2 separate regions of the Mus musculus genome follow, and region 2 is linked to region 1. The links are chromatin loops, found by intact Hi-C in ENCODE. Cell type or tissue: heart. All regions are shown on one strand.

Evidence for each region. A loop is a pair of places that touch in the nucleus more often than their neighbours do. Peaks named below come from ENCODE experiments on the same cell type or tissue, not always from the same donor. Only the 100,000 strongest peaks of a DNase experiment are listed, where the experiment ranks them.
Region 2: a loop joins it to region 1, with 2.4 times the contacts of the local background. A loop is called at or near these places in 2 of 42 quality-filtered maps.

What each region holds. Positions count from the first base shown.
Region 1 is chr10:20,148,447-20,156,446 of GRCm38, reverse strand. It overlaps a transcript of Map7 not described here. Among named protein-coding and RNA genes, the nearest start is that of Map7, 19 kb to the left of the region's middle. In heart, CTCF peaks have their summits at 4,159 and 7,654 (motif pointing left); DNase peaks (open chromatin) are centred at 7,086 and 7,386; H3K4me3 peaks cover 2,128 bases; H3K27ac peaks cover 1,386 bases; H3K27me3 peaks cover 639 bases.
Region 2 is chr10:20,310,264-20,318,263 of GRCm38, reverse strand. Bclaf1 (BCL2-associated transcription factor 1) reads right to left here and starts at 5,795. Exons shown (of 13, transcript NM_001025392.1): 1 at 5,660-5,795; 2 at 153-256. In heart, CTCF peaks have their summits at 2,187 (motif pointing left) and 3,296 (motif pointing left); DNase peaks (open chromatin) are centred at 5,283, 5,873 and 6,223; H3K4me3 peaks cover 3,242 bases; H3K27ac peaks cover 2,859 bases.

The DNA.
Region 1 (8,000 bases):
ATTATTCCAGAGCTGTGAGGTGGAGACAGAAGGACTGGGGGCGAGGCTTGCCTCCTTAATCAATGAGTTTCTGTCTCAGGAATAGGCATAGAGTGATGAAGCAGTCCAGCCACATTAACACGCACAGGTGTATAAACCTTACACACTCATATATATGCCCGAATTATACACGCTATACTCTCAAACATACACATAAACAAGAAATAATGAAAAAGTAAAACTTGAAGTAACACCTAATTAAAAAATCTAATTTTTCAACTAGTTCTGAATTTAAATACATATTAAAGAGAATAATCCTTAACAGGAAAAAGCAGTGAAATGTCATTTAATTTACATTGCAAACAACTAAACATTATAAGGAAAATTATAAATAGTAATTTATAATAGTAAGGCGGTAGGAGGCACATTGCTGGGGAGTAGAGCCTTAAACTGGAGAACAAGTCTCACTGCAACAAGCACGAAGACCTGGTCCCTGACAGAGATAAAGAGTTCAGCGACAGACTACAGGCACTGAGAGCATTTCACAAACTGGAGATTAACACAAAGCATTCATCTTGATAACAGAGTGAGTCCCAAGAAATGGGATCACAAGACAAGATATACAACCAGTATTCCCAGCTTGCTTTCTTTTCATTTTTCTAGATCCAGGGTCTCACTAGCTGGCCTGGTACTTACTATGTAGACTCATGGAGACCATGAGGGGAGCCCGCCCTGCAGGCCAGCATCACCACGCCAGGCTATTTACAATATTCTAATACAAAAGCTCCTTGTCAGGTCTAGGGATGAGAGTACAGATGCCCCGGAGAGGAGAGAGAAGGGCACTGGCACGGGTCCTCTGTGTGAAAGTGCGTCGGCTCACAATCTCAGAGCACAGGCTGCACAGGAAGGAAGAAAGGCCTTGGGGATAAGAGAAAAGGAGATGAAGCCAAGATGGGCGTCAGACAGACTCTAGAGCTGGGAATATAGCTGGTGATCAAGAACTTGTCTGATATGGACCTGGCCCTGAGCTCAGTTCCCAGAATCACAGAACAGCAAGCCACCAAACAGAACCCTGGGTTCTGGGCTCAACATGACCTCATTTCAGAGACTGCATTAGCATCAAGCAAAAAATATCTCACTTTGAAGCAATTACAGCTTACTTAAAAAACTTAGTGGAGTGACTAAAATGAAAACCATCAAATCAACAAAATATACAAGGGCCGAAAAGGATGCAGAACAATCTCACAGGACGCTCACAGAAAAAGGTGTACAGCCACCCTAGAAGTGGCAACGTCTTACACAATCACATTGGAGACAACAATGTAAGTATCTGCCATAAATGAAACCAGTGACGTAAAAACCAACATACGAATATTTGCAACAGTTGTTTCTCCTACCCAAACCTAGGAGTGACTGGACGTCCTTAAGTTGGGGACAGGGAAGCACTAGGTGCTAGGGCAGGGAACTACCAATGCACATCACGGTGTGCTCAGATCTCAAATACATTAGGCTGTGGGGGCGGGGGGCGGCACCCCTGCAAAGGTTACATGGTATGCTTCCACTTAAGACTCTGGGAAAAGTCAAAGCAAAGATGGAAAATAGATCAGTGGGTGGGAAATGAGCCAGAGGGAGCTCTGGAAGACAAGACTCTAAGCCCTATCGACAGTGATGGTTATACATCTATAGCTACGTTGACAGTCTACTGAAACAACACATTTAAAAAACAATTAAAAACTCCTTTACTAGCCGGGCATGCCTTAAATCCCAACACTCGGGAGGCAGAGGCAGGCAGATTTCTGAGTTCGAGGCCAGCCTGGTCTACAAAGTGAGTTCCAGGACAGCCAGGGCTATACAGAGAAACCCTGTCTCAGAAAAAACAAAACAAAACAAAACAAAAAACAAAAAAACCAAAAACAAAAAACCCACCTCTACTTATTCGAGAATTTCTAATGTATTGATTTTTTTTTTCTGGCAACTTTTATGGAACGGTCTACTGGGCTATCTCATCTTTCCAATGCTCAATCTATTAATCATTATTATAAAGGATGTGCCCCCAACTCTTGGACCAACTGAAATTCCTCTGCTAGGAGAAACCAGTGGAAACCTCAATCCAAAGTAATGGCTTTAAAATATCATTTCAGTTTTGGAATGTTTGACCTTTTTGTCCCTCTTGGGCATCTCTCACTTCTCTGACTTGGCTGTCTGTCCCTCCTCCATTTTGAATGGTTGTCTATCCTGTCTGCAGTTTTTCTTTCTGATCTTTCCTGGAGTGGCCTTCAGACCTGACCTCGTGTCTGTTCCTGCAGGTTCACCAGTTAACTATCTGGCATCACTACTGACACTTTTCCACCTTTTCTTTTACTCAGTTGTACTCACTAATATGTTCGGGTCAAGCTTAAACTAATGAACCAATTAAAAGTGGATCGCCTTGTGTCTTCTTTTTACCTGTGATCCTCTGACATCTCAGAGTCCCAAACCGGCCTCCTTTTTTTATACCCACTGACAGGCCAGTGCCTACCTAGCTCTATCCAGGGACCTCAGAGTTAAGTCTGGAGACCAAACTCTCTCTCCTTTCTTCCTCCATCTGGTCTACACAGCTGCTCTGAAAAGAAGCTCTCCTTCCAGGTTCCAGAGCAAACCGGCACCTCCCGAACTCAAGCACAGCTGTCCCAAATGGGCAGGGTAGGAGGAAAAGGACCTCCCTAGGAGAGGGTGTGTTTGTGCTAATTGTGCAACCCAGCTCTTTAATTCTGATTAACAAAGCTTTATCAAGACAAGCCTTCCTGCTCCAACAATACTGTTCTAGCCTCTTGGCTTGACCTTTGGCCTCAACATATCCATCATGCCTAACTGATTTCCCTGAACACTCACTTTGAGCCTTTCACATTTGTCCTGTCAAGAAACTTTAGCTCCTCTCCTGTATGCCTTTATTTCCCCTCCTCCTCCCTCTGACCACACATCACTCCCTGTTGTTTGGCGGTTAAGTGCTAGCTGCAGCAGGTGCTCCGGGATGACCACAGCCAGAGTGGTCCATCCTTCCTCCACTGAACCCTCACGACCCGTACACATTGGCCTGTGGATTTCCTTACTAAACTCAAAGATCATATTCATCAACCTTCCAAACTCCGTCATTTTAATAACCCATGGAAAGTACACATTCTTGGTTAAATTAGTCTAAGCCTCGATGTCTTTAGTTCTTGTACTAACAAGACTTGAGTATGTTTTTTAAAGCTCTTCGAATAATTTGTTTTCAGGTATCATGACACAAGTGTGTGAATTCTTTAGAGACCATGCCAGTGTAAATTTGCGTTTCACACACATACCTAAGCTATGACAACAGCTGACTTCTCTTCAACTTACCAGTGGTTCTCAGGAGAGAACCACTGACTTAGCGAGATGTGAAGTTTGCCCCCTGAAGCAGCAGCAATTCTAGCTTCTAGGATCTGAATTTCAATAGGGAGGGGCTTACGTCACAGCATAAGCACAACCTGAGTGTCTACTTTCTATGCTTATTTGGGGACAACAGAGGCCCTTCTGGCTTAAATAAAGATCACTTTTTACTCTGGAAAATTTCATACAAGATACATGACCACAGTAAGAAAGTCTAAGTCTGGGCTGGAGAGATGGCTCAGTGGTTAAGAGCAGTGACTGCTCTTCTAGAGGTCCCAAGTTCCAATTCCCAGCACCCACATGGTGGCTCACAACCATCTGTAATAGGATCTGATGGCCTCTTCTGGTATATCTGAAGACAGTGACAGTGTACTCATATACATAAAATAAATAAATGTTAAAAAAAAGGGGGAGGGGGGGAGTCTAAGTCTTTCCACCAAGAATCCTGATTTTTAAAAACAACAACAACAAACAAACTCCATTCTAGGTTGTAAGTAATATCTTCCAATAGAATGGCAACAGATCTCACCAAAACATATGGGCATTAATTTATTCCTTGCACATCAGACTTTGGGCATCACAGATTAATCAAAAGCAGCATGAAACTTTAGCTCTGTGGTCTTTTTAAAGGAGGTTGGCAAATGGGATTTGCTCTGTGTAGCTGATTTCCATAGCTTGGAATCATACTAGGTGACACACAGAATTCCAGCTCCTAGTTTTGTGATGTGATGACCTAGGAATTTGCTCAAAATAATATTCTAATAAAAAGGACTTGACATCCTCTAGTGGTGAAACACAAATCTGTTTCTAAGACAACAGCATTTTCTAGTTCTTGCTTCCCTTTGACTATGGACAAGGAAAATACCCCCGTAAACCAAGAGAATGGTTCTACCTCAAGAAAAATGACTTTTTAAAAAATAATATAATTGTAAAAATTATAACATCATCACAACCCTTGAGCAAAAGCTAAACATATCTGCAGAACTGTTTTCTGAATGTTGCATTGATATAGTACCCTTTAAATACATACTATGCTGCCAAAGTTCACTCTATTTGAGTCCTATACATACACAAACATAGGCCTTTAATCTTGAACATATCACAGGTATTGTTTCTGTAATAACCCGAGATTTTAACCTCAAGTCTTGAAATACAGCCTTAGCACAAGGACATAATTTAAGAACCACTCAAGGTTGGATTCTACCTCAAAGTAATTATATACAAAAGGAATACAAAGGGAATGCGTCAGGAAAGAAGTTGCTGTTTGTGGCTGAGAAAGAGGACACACAGGGAATCTGGGACTTAGGAGGCTGAGGTGGCGAGCTCGGCAGGAGGACTCCAGGAATACATGGCAAGATCCCCATCTCAAGCAAAAAAGACAAAGGAAAAAAAAAGTGGCATTTTGAGGTGGTAACTCTTACTTCTTGGTGGCAATAAAACACAGGCTTAGGTACCCCTCTCATTCAATAAATTCCATATAAACCTATGATTTAAAAATAATAAATTGGGGGGCCGGAGAGATGGCATAGCATTTAAGAGCACTGACTGCTCTTCCAGAGGTCCTGAGTTCAATTCCCAGCAACCACATGGTGGCTCACAACCATCTGTAATGGGATCTGATGCCCTCTTCTGGTGTGTCTGAAGACAGCTGCAGTGTACTCATATGAATAAACATAAATAAATAAATAAATCTTTAAAAAATAAATTGGAGTGTTTGAATGTGTATAATGTGAAATGTGAGTATAAAACTGAAGTTCTACATTCAGATAAAAGTCACAGGTTTTACACGTATAGAGCATAAGTTGTCAACATTCAAACAACCTGTGTTCTCTCAAAATAGGGTCGCCTGGATTTTAAACAATACATTTCCAAGTCAGGGAGACAGCTCTGAAGGTTAAGAAGCCTGCAGGTAAAGAGGTCTGCGGACCCGAGGCCAGTCACTAGGACCTACACAGCGTAAAGAGAACCGATTCCCACAGGTTGTTCTCCAGCTCCCCCCACACAAATACACAAAATAAATGTAGTTAAAATATGCTAAGAGCCAAGCATAATGGCTTACTCTACTGGTATTTCCACTAGAGGTAGAAGAATTTTGAGTTTGAGGTGAAGTCTGGGATAAATCAGAGTTAAAGCCTAGTATGTACCTAAATATGGAGACTGTCTCAAAAAAACCAAACTAAACCAAAAGCACACTTTACATTTCCTTTCTTTAGCATCCACCGGCACAGGTGTTGTTGAATACTAAAAGCAAAAATAGAAAAATGGGGGAAAATACATGACCAGAAATATATAATATACACACACCTATGTATTTATGTGTTGGTCATATATGAAACATGTTTATTTGAACTTTAAATTTCAAGGCAAAGATGTGGAGGAAATGTAATAGCCAATAAATTCTACTATTAATGAAGAGCGTATTTCAGGCTGGTGGATGAGTTAATGTTTAGGTAAAGGCACTTGTTGCCAAACCTAAGTTTCGGTCTGAGAATCCACTCTTAACAAGTTACCTTCTGATCTCCCACACGCATACAACGCACACACACACACCCATACACACACACACACACACAACAAAGTAAATAAATATAAAATTTAAGAAGACTTAAGAACACATGGTTGATTTTGCATCCAGTTAAGACACATGAATCGTTCATTCCTTAACACGATCGGGCACGGGATATACTCCAGTTGCAAGTTCGTTTATGTCTGAACAAGTACCAATGCAGATCTACAAAGCATTCAAGGACAAACCAATGCCTATTAAATCACTAACTTTTTACCTCCAGAAGCTGTTACTTATCTGTGTCTTATTCACAACTAAGAATGCCCTGGGCTGGGCAGCCGGTAGAGCTTCCAGCTCATTAAGCTCCCTAAACAATTACTCAGGCATCGCCTCTACACCCAGACCAAAATAACGATCACCGATCTTTCAAACGCAGAAGACAAAAATCAACCACCTTTCAGGATGTAGCGGGACATGGAAATAAATTCAGGACACTGTCAATCTTAACCTCAGGTGGAAATCGTTAGAGTTTAGGTACATTCGCAGATACATACTGGAAAACACTAAGCTCTACGGGTCTTGCGTGTTAAAAATAAGCACGCCCTCTAAATGTTGTGGTGGGGGTGGGAGGTGGAGCGAGTTTTGCATTTAGAAAACAATCACTTCTGGTTGTGGGTGTACAGAAGCAGTAACAGCTTGCAACTGCGGGGTCTGCAACTTAACATTTCTTTAAAATAACAAGGCGCCTCCCGCCCCCACGCCAAGGGTAGGAAGGTACGAGAACGGCTTACTTGGCCAAGGATTAGAACAGGGGGTTAAGAGGGAGGGTATGATGCGCAATACAGTTCCGGACAACGAAGAACAAAATCACGAGGGGGTGTGGGGGGACTTGGCTTCATGTTAAGGCGAGATGGATACGAGTGCGAAGACCTTCCGAGGCTGTGAGCTATGTCCCTGCGTGTCCCCGGTGGCTGTGCTGGAGGCAGATTGTCAACAGCGAGCCCCGGAGGCAGAGCCAAGGCTCCAGCTCTGGCTTTAGAGCCACAGGAAGAGTCGGGCTCCGTGCTCTGAGTGAAGGCCGAGTGCCGAGGTCCGGAGCCGGTCAGCCGCTCACCGCTCAGCCATCCGCCGGGCGCCTCGGCTCGGGCCCCGCTCGTCCGCCCCGCTCCCCTGGCCGCCCTGGGCGCCCCCGCCGCTCGGAGGCTCAGACTCTCACTCTTCCCGGGACCCCCGACAGCCCCCGGCGCGCCCCAGCCGCTCGGCGGCTCAGATTCTCACGGTTCCCCGACCTCCCCGGCGCGCCCCCGACCACCCCGCGCGCCCCCGACCTCCCTCCCGCGCGCCCAGGCCTGCTTCCACCTGTTGTGGCCCGCGGGCGCTCGGCGGTCGACAGTAGCGCGGACCCCGAGGGGTCGCTGGCTCCGGGGATCGCGACCCCCACCCACTCCCGCGACCCCCGCGACCCCCCTCCCGTCCGGATCGCGCCGTCACCTGGGTCGCTGTGCGTAGCGCCGTCGCCGCCCCTGTGGCCGTCGCCGCCAGCTCCCTGCTCCGCCATGGTGCTCCGATGACGCGCCGGGAGAGCCGCTCCGCCCTCTCTCCCTCGGCTTCGCTCCCGCCGGGCCCCCGCCCCCGGGGCCCGCGGCCCAGACAGGTGAGCGGCGGCCTGCGCGGGCGTGGGGCGGGGACGGCGAGCGCTGGCCCGACGCCGCCGGGGCTCGGCGCGCCCCCTGGCGGGCAGGTGCGGCGTCGCAGGCGCCCCGACGGACGAGGTCGGAGCTAGTGTCCCAGGCGGCGGGTCCTAGCCACCGCCGCGCCCGAGCGAGCGAGCGCGACGAGCGGCCACCCGCAGCCCCGGTGCGGCGGCGGCGGCGGCGTTCGAGCGCTCTGTTCCCCTTTGAACTCTGAAGCCGCCAGGTCACCGTGCGGACTGGAGTTCGTGGCGACAGTCGCCCAAGGAGCCGATGCCACGTGGAGAGCTGAAGTACACCGGCTGAGCTCCGCGCCGCGATCCCAACTCCGCCTGTGTTTTGGGAAACCTTCGCCGGTGACCCTAGCTTTTCCGTGTCTGATGGTCCAGCACGCACGTTAGTGAATCCTCTAGTGACTGGCGTGGCGTTTCTTT
Region 2 (8,000 bases), 160 kb before region 1:
GGGCCTTGTGCTCATTAGGCAAGAACCCTACTTCTTGAGCCACCTCCATGGCCAGTTTCTAACCCTCTTAATCACTTCATCTGATTCAGGTTGACCGTCAAGTTTCTCAACTTAGTCACAAGTAAAACCTAGAGAACATAAATGTCTTTTACCTTGGGCTTTCTGCAGGATCCAGAAGTCAGTGATGTCTTTGAGACACTACCAAGATTCTTCTTGTAGAAAATGTTATGGGAAACTAAACTCTAAATTCAAATACCTAAGCAAAAATTAAATAAAAAAAAGAGAAGTTTGAGTTTATGGTAAACCAGATATGCATTGGTTATAATACACATATTAGGCATACTCCAGTACTGAAATTATCGGCATGTACCTTGCCTGACTTGGGTAGCAATAAGCGTTTGATCATAATTTAACTAAGGAGACCATGGTGGCAAACAATCCTAGCACTTGCCAAGCTGAACAGGAGAATGGTGATTGAGTTTAGCCTGAGCTATGATATAGCAACAGCCTATGTGACAAAAGAGGACAGAGATATGGCTCATCGTGCACTAGCTGCTATTCTCTGCTATGACCGTTCAATTCTCAGAACCCAAATGGTCATTCACGCCCCTCCCCCACCCGCCGCTATCTCCAGTTCCAAGGGATCTGACACCCTCTTCAGACCTCCAAAAGCAACAAGCAGGAACCTGGTACAGACCTACATGCAGACAAACATAAAATAAAATAATTAAACCAACAATAATACCTATAATCCACAAATTAGGGCAAAAAGGCAGAGATTCAGTCTAAGTTCATCCTCAGTTATACAGTGAGTTTGGAGCTCCTAGGCTACAAGAGATCCCACAAACACAACTGTCAAAAAAAGGAAAAAAAAACTGTCTACTTACAACACAGCAGAGTATCATGTAACTGATACCTGAATTTTAACTACAGTCACCTGACCTTTACAGAACAAATGTCATTACAGCCTGCAGCTATATGTAATAATGCTGTAAATAATAATGTATGTAATAATGCTGTATTTTCTAACACCTACAACAGCTTAATACTCTGTTCATTTCCTTAAAACTTCCTTTTATCTAAAACCAACTTTTAAGAATTCCTTCAACTGCAAGCACAGTAACAAAGTCTTACACAAGAATCTGATTAACCATCTAAGAAACAGGCCAAGGCCAGGAGGTGGTGGCGCACGCCTTCAATCCCAGCACTTGGGAGGCAGAGGCAGGTGGATTTCTGAATTCGAGGCCAGCCTGATCTACAGAGTGAGTTCCAGGACAACCACGGCTACACAGAGAAACCCTGCCTCAAAAAGCCAAATGAATGAATGAATGAATCCATAAATATCTTAGAACCTTTTTTGGAATAATGTGTAAAAGTGGCCAGAAAACAAGTGACTTCAAGCGTGGTGACAAATACTTCCAAAGCCTGGGCTACCTCAAAAAGTTAAAAAGAAAAAAAAATTGTTGTAAAGGCATTGTATGTATCCCATCTATAAATCCAGTCTCTTGTCCTAGGACTCAAAAGGCAGAGACAAGAGTATCCCAACAAGTTCAAGAACAGTTCAGTCCATAGCGAAGGCTCTCAGTTAAGTTCAGTCTATAGAGAAGGCTCTCAGTTAAGGCTAATCAAGTTAGAGCTTCCTCAAAAACAAAATTTTAAAAACAAAAACAAAACAACAAACAAAAACAAAAAACTAACACAAAGCTGCTTACAATTTCAAACATAAGTCTTCATTTAGCAATATTAGCACCCAAACTTAAAGCAAATTACTGCCATCACATCTTTTAAAATAGAAAAATACACCGTAGCTAATACTCACTCATTAAATGACAGCTCAACATTTGGTATCTTGATCTCTTTCAATCTTTGTATAAAATAAGGTATTTGCAAGTTTATGGTTAAATAATAAATAGAAAAGGCTAACCCGGCACATGGTGTGTGCTCTGCCATTAGTTATAATTTCTGGTTAGCCTTTTTATAGGGTTTCTACAGGCTACCCATAATTTATTTCAAAAACTTGTCTATTTAAGCTTTTTCCTATGTTTTCAATATAGTATTAACAAGTATTCTATAAAAGTCATTCCAGGGATGTTTAATAAAATGTTTGCAAGTTTGATTTAAAATGTATCACAGTGGCTCAGTGGGTAAGAGCACCCGACTGCTCTTCCGAAGAAATCCCAGCAACCACATGGTGGCTCACAACCATCCCTAACGAGATCTGACTCCCTCTTCTGGAGTGTCTGAAGACAGCTACAGTGTACTTACATATAATAAATAAATAAATCTAAAAAAAAATAAAAAAATAAAAAAATAAAATAAAATAAAATGTATCACAGAATAAACAAACAAAATACAAAATTCTGAAAATAAGCAGAATATGGAAATCCACTTAATTATCTTAGCTGTTGATTTATTTGGTTTTTTGAAACAGGGTTTCTCTATACACCCCTGGCTGTCCTGGAATTCACTCTATGGACAGGCTGGCTTCAAACTCAAAGACCCTCCAGCCTGCCTCTGAGTGCTGGGATTATAGGCTTGAGCGAATATACCCGGCTGTTTTACTTTTGTACCAAAAGCCTTCCATAATAAAAAGCAAAATAGATTAGTCACACACTTTTAGTTTGGTCCAGCTACTTATCACCCTGGTCTTTTTTTTTTTTGTTTGTTTGGTTTTTTTTTTTAAAGACTGAACTAAGAACCACGGCACATTCTAAACCAAGCTGTGCCACTCCTGGCTTATGTAGTCTTAAGTTTTACACCTTTTGGGGGTTCCATCTACAAAAATAGAGAAATAATGAATTAAGTAAATTGGTGTTAGAAAGCCCTAAACTGGGCTGGAGAGCTGGTTCGACAGTTAAGAGCACTGACTGAGGCCGGGCGTGGTGGCGCACACCTTTAATCCCAGCACTCGGGAGGCAGAGGCAGGCGGACTTCTGAGTTCGAGGCCAGCCTAGTCTACAAAGTGAGTTCCAGGACAGCCAGAACTATACAGAGAAACCCTGTCTCGAAAAACCAAAAAAAAAAAAAGCACTGACTGCTCTTCCAGAGGTCCCGAGTTCAATTTCCAACATCTGTAATGAGATCTCATGCCCTCTTTTGGTGTGTCTGAAGACAGCTACAGTGTACTAATATACATAAAATGAGCCTTAAAAAAAAAAAAAAAAGTCGGGCTAGAGATGGCTCAGCAGTTAGGAGCACTGACTGCTCTTCCAAAGATCCTGAGTTCAATTCCCAGCAACCACATGGTGGCTCACAGCCATCCTTAATGAGACCTGGCGCCCTCTTCTGGTGCATCTGAATAATAAATAAATAAATCTATAAAAAAAAGTCCTAAGACATTAAGTAAGATCAATATTATTACTTATAAAGTTCACAGACTTATTTTCAATGTTGAATCAAAAATATTAAATGCCTATAACTCAAATACTCAGTGTTTTTAAGATTGTTTAAGAAGCTAGAACCAGCAACACACAAACCCATATCCTCCAACCACAACCACTTACAATTACTACTCAGAGATACAATGATCTTCTAGATTCTCTTATTAACCAGTACAATTGCTACCCAGAGATATACTGGTCTTCTAGATTCTCTCATTAACCAATCATAAAAATTACACAGCAGATTTCAGATAGTGGATAGTATTCCATCAATGATTTCAAATACAGTTCCTGGGAATTACCAATCAAAAGATCTATATAAACAACTGGAAAAAGCTTTCTCCACTTATTTTACATCACAGATAATCTAATGCAGCTTAGTTTGCTTGCTCCCCACAATAAGTTTTTCAATAAATTCAACTAGATACTAGCCTAAAAAGCAGTGCTTTTTCCAGATCGGCTTTCAAGTCCTAAAATTAACTTCTGCTTTCTAAGACAAAAGTCAACTCTAGGACAGGGGATATGCTTAGCTGACAGAGCTTTTCAGCACACACAAAGCCCCGGGTTTGATTCTCAGCACCACATACACTGGGTATGTATGGTGGCTGGAGCCTGTTATTCCAACACTGGAAATCTCAGCTGTTTACTAAAAACGACTTTAGAGACATCCTTCCCAGCACACTACCCTGAATTTGGTTAGAATCACACAAAAAATGCAAACTGGTAAGTCTTTAAAGGTCCTTTATTGCGTAACAGTACCAACTATCCCAGTTAGGGCTAATCTAGAATACAAGCTCATAGTGAGGACAAGACATTTTGTTCTACGATTCCCTTTTAATACAAAAATATATATGCTGTACCAACAGGATGTGAGTCTGAAGTGACTAACAGGTTTTTTTTCCCTTTCAATTTTTCTCCTTTTCAATTCTAATAGAAAACTTTAAATTTAAAGGTAGAAAGTACAGGTCCTCACTTTAACTAGATAAACTTAAAATATGTTGGGTATGAATTTGCACATCTATAACCCAAACACATATATACATGGAGAACCCGTAGTTCGAAGCCACTTGGACCCAAGAAGATCGTCTAGGGTACAGAAATCCAATATTCTGGTCACTCCCCAGACCAAGAAAACAAATCTTAAAACTCAGCTGGGGTGACGAAGAAGTGACGAAAAAAAAATACTATTATCCCACCACTCCCGAAGCTAAGGCAGGAGATTAACTGGGAGTTCAAGGCCAGCACTGAGTGACAGAACTATAACCTTCTTCCTTCACCCATTTATCCCCCCAATCACCGCTGCCAATATCCTCAATTTCTAAAGTGTGCTAACTCTTACCAAAAAAGGTAGCCGGGGCGGTGGTGGCGCACGCCTTTAATCCCAACACTTGGGAGGCAGAGGCAGGCGGATTTCTGTTCGAGGCCAGCCTGGTCTACAGAGTGAGTTCCAGGACAGCCAGGGCTACACAGAGAAACCCTGTCTGGAAAAACAAGAAAAAAAAAAAAAAAAAAAGGTATGTCAGCGCTTGGATTACTGAGAAAGGGCCCCTCTCTTAGTCGCATCCCGCTAGAAACTGGAACTACGCACCTACTGATCGGCTACAACAGTGAGTTGGTAGGGAGCCAAAACGAAAAACTTTGGCGCCAACACCCAGGTGTCTGCTACAAACAGATCGAAAGCCTTCATCTGATTAAGCCTGGCCTAAACCGACATATGTACCCCATAGAGGCGAGGGAGGCGGCTTAACCGCCACGCACGACGTGGCTGATTCCGTTGCTTAACTTTGTCGCAGCTCGCCGTTATCTCCTCCGAGTCCCAAAGGCTAGGACCAGGAAGGAAGACGCCTCCCCCAAGGCCAACAACAAGCAAGGCTCGGAAACTAACACACGCGGCGGCGTTGCCATGGGCAGGGAAGAAAGGGGAAAAAAGCACGCGTGCGCAGAGCCCTGGGCCGGGCGCGCGCAGGAGTCCCAGCCGAGGCCGTGGGGGAAGGGTCGGCGAGCGGTTTGCGCACGCGCACGCCGAGGCCTCCCGGGCTCCGGCCCCGAGCCAGGTTCGCAGCCCGGCCCGCTGGTGGCGCAGCTCCCCCATCCCCCCACCCCGGCGGCCCGCGGCGCCTTCCAGACCCGAGGGAGCGAGGAGGAAAACGCACGAGTAACGGCTCGGGGTCCCCGTTCCCGCCGCCGACCCGTCACCACGCGTCAGAGTTGTCGATACCCAACCGCCCTGTCGCCTCGGCTTTCTCCTTTGAGTGACTCGAATGCGGCGCGAGGCCTACCTGACACGCCGAAGCACGATGTGCGTGCAGGGTTTACCTCCGTGCTAACTACACAGCGGCCATTTCCCGACTCCAGAAGGAGAGGAAGACCATAGAGGCGGCCTCGTCGCGCTAGCTCGGCTCCGTCACTTCCGACTTGGGGCGTGGCCTTCCAGGCCGCTAAATCGCTAGGCAGGCCCCTCCCACCGTCCCGCCCAGGCGCGACTGGCGAACCGCGGTTGAGTGTAGCCCAAGGCTTTCTGGGAAGTCTCGTTGCCCGGTCTCGCGAGGTGTAGCCGACAGGGGGTGGGACAAGGGTGGGGCGGGCCCTGAAGGGCTGGCTGGCTTCTCCGCAGGCGGCTCGGCTTTGTTCGAAGAACAGTCGAGACTGATGTCCCCTGACTTCCGAGCCGCTGTTAGCGAGCCTGGCTCCTTCTGAGGCGGCGACCCAGAGCACGCCAGAAGCTCTCTCACTGAGGAAAAGGCCGGAAAACCGACGACGCAGGGCTGCGTCTGCCCGGAAGCGCCGTCCCTCGGACGCCTAACATGACAGTTACAAGGCAGTCTCTGCCGAGTGGCTTCGGGTGAACTCGCCCCCCGCCCCCTCCCGGGCCGATCGTGAGACTTGGATCGGCTGGGCGACTGCGTCACGGAATGGCTCTTAACTTCCCGGGCGCCGGAGCCTGGCCCCTGAGGCTTTCTCAGAGTTTTGTACGGATCCGGAAACCTCACGCCCTAACTGGATCTGCCAGAATCAGATTATAAACGAAGAAGCCAGGATTGAATTGAAGCAAGTTGCAGACATATTTACCTGCTGTTCTTACCAAAGCAGGACCACTCAAGGGACTAAAGCCGTTATTACGGTGTGATATTTTAGGACAACGTTAAATTCCTTGAAGGATTTCAAAGCTGTAATTGGCAGCCTGTCAGTTAAGTTCAGCATTAGAGTTTGATTCTGATCTTTAACCTTGTTCAGGGCAGCCTGTCCTCACAATCCACTCCACAGTGGAGGAAGTACCTGACTGACCAATGAATCCTGATTTTGATTGTATTTTAATTGGGCAATTGCTCCGCACCCAGCTCCCACTACCATGGTGGAAGCTATGATCTGCGCTATATGCGGGACCCTGATAGGTCTAAAGCATAAAGTAGGAGCTCAGAAAATACTTGTCAAGTAGGTGAGCTGTATTTACATGAAGCACAAAGACAGCACAACTGTGCTATTTTATATTAATGAGACAGCAGGGGCCAATAGCTCTTAATCTATTCAAAATACCAAAATCTAATCACTTTGAAGCTATTAAGTCCTGTGCAATTCTAGTATATGTTGGAAAGTTATCTTTTCATCTAAGGCAATATAATTTTTCGCTCATTAGATCCCCTGTGCTGGGCACTGAACCCGCAGAACCTGCCTGGTACGCGCTACACAATTGTTCAGCCACAGAAGTACACCTTCCTAACCTAACTTTGACCTCAAATAAATCAATGTGTTACCAAAGAAGGAAGACATGGGAACAAATAAATAAGTGGATGTCTAACAAACAGGTTGAGCCTCTGTAAGGAGCTCAGACGGTCAAGGAACCGCTCCCAAGCCCAATACAACCTGAGTTCAATCCCTGGGACCTTTATGGTAGAAGTGTAGTAGGGCCCAAGACAACTCCCTCCATGGCAGAAGTACTATTCAGGCTGTAAAACTCAGCATGTAGGCAGTCCTATCTGCCAAAAGGAAACAAAGACCTAATTCATCGAGGTCTATAGCTCTGGGGAAGTGTATGTGTGCGAAGAAGCTTGTGTTTGGGCATCTGTAGTCCACATCTAGTTAACTGCTTTTCTTAAATGAAGTCTGTCAACCCAGAACACGGTTTTTGTGCCTCTCACCCTGATAAAGCCAAGGACTACACACTCGGATCTGGAACACTCAGACAGCTAATATACTTTCCATTGCCTTAAAACCATGTCCAAGCAGTCTTCCCTGTTGAAAACTTCACAGCAGAAGGACAGAACAGATTCCTAAAGGTTGTCCTCTGACCCTGTCTACAGGGAGTTGTAGCATATAACCACTCCATACACTTAGGCAAATGTATGTGAATAATTTCTTAAAGAAATAAAAGATGAACTAGATTTATTTTATATGTGATGTTTTTTAAACCAAGCTTCAAGGTTCTTGTTTAATAGATATTCATTTTATTTGATTTTTCAAAACCTGAAATGCCACCATAAATTGTCATACGTGGAAAGATCCAAATGGAAAGTTGGACATTTCCTAAAAATAGAAAATTTTCCAAGAAGAAATATAGATTGTAAAGTTGCCAACCTTACTAATACACAAATGAATGCTGCAGTAATGTTTTATGACCTATAA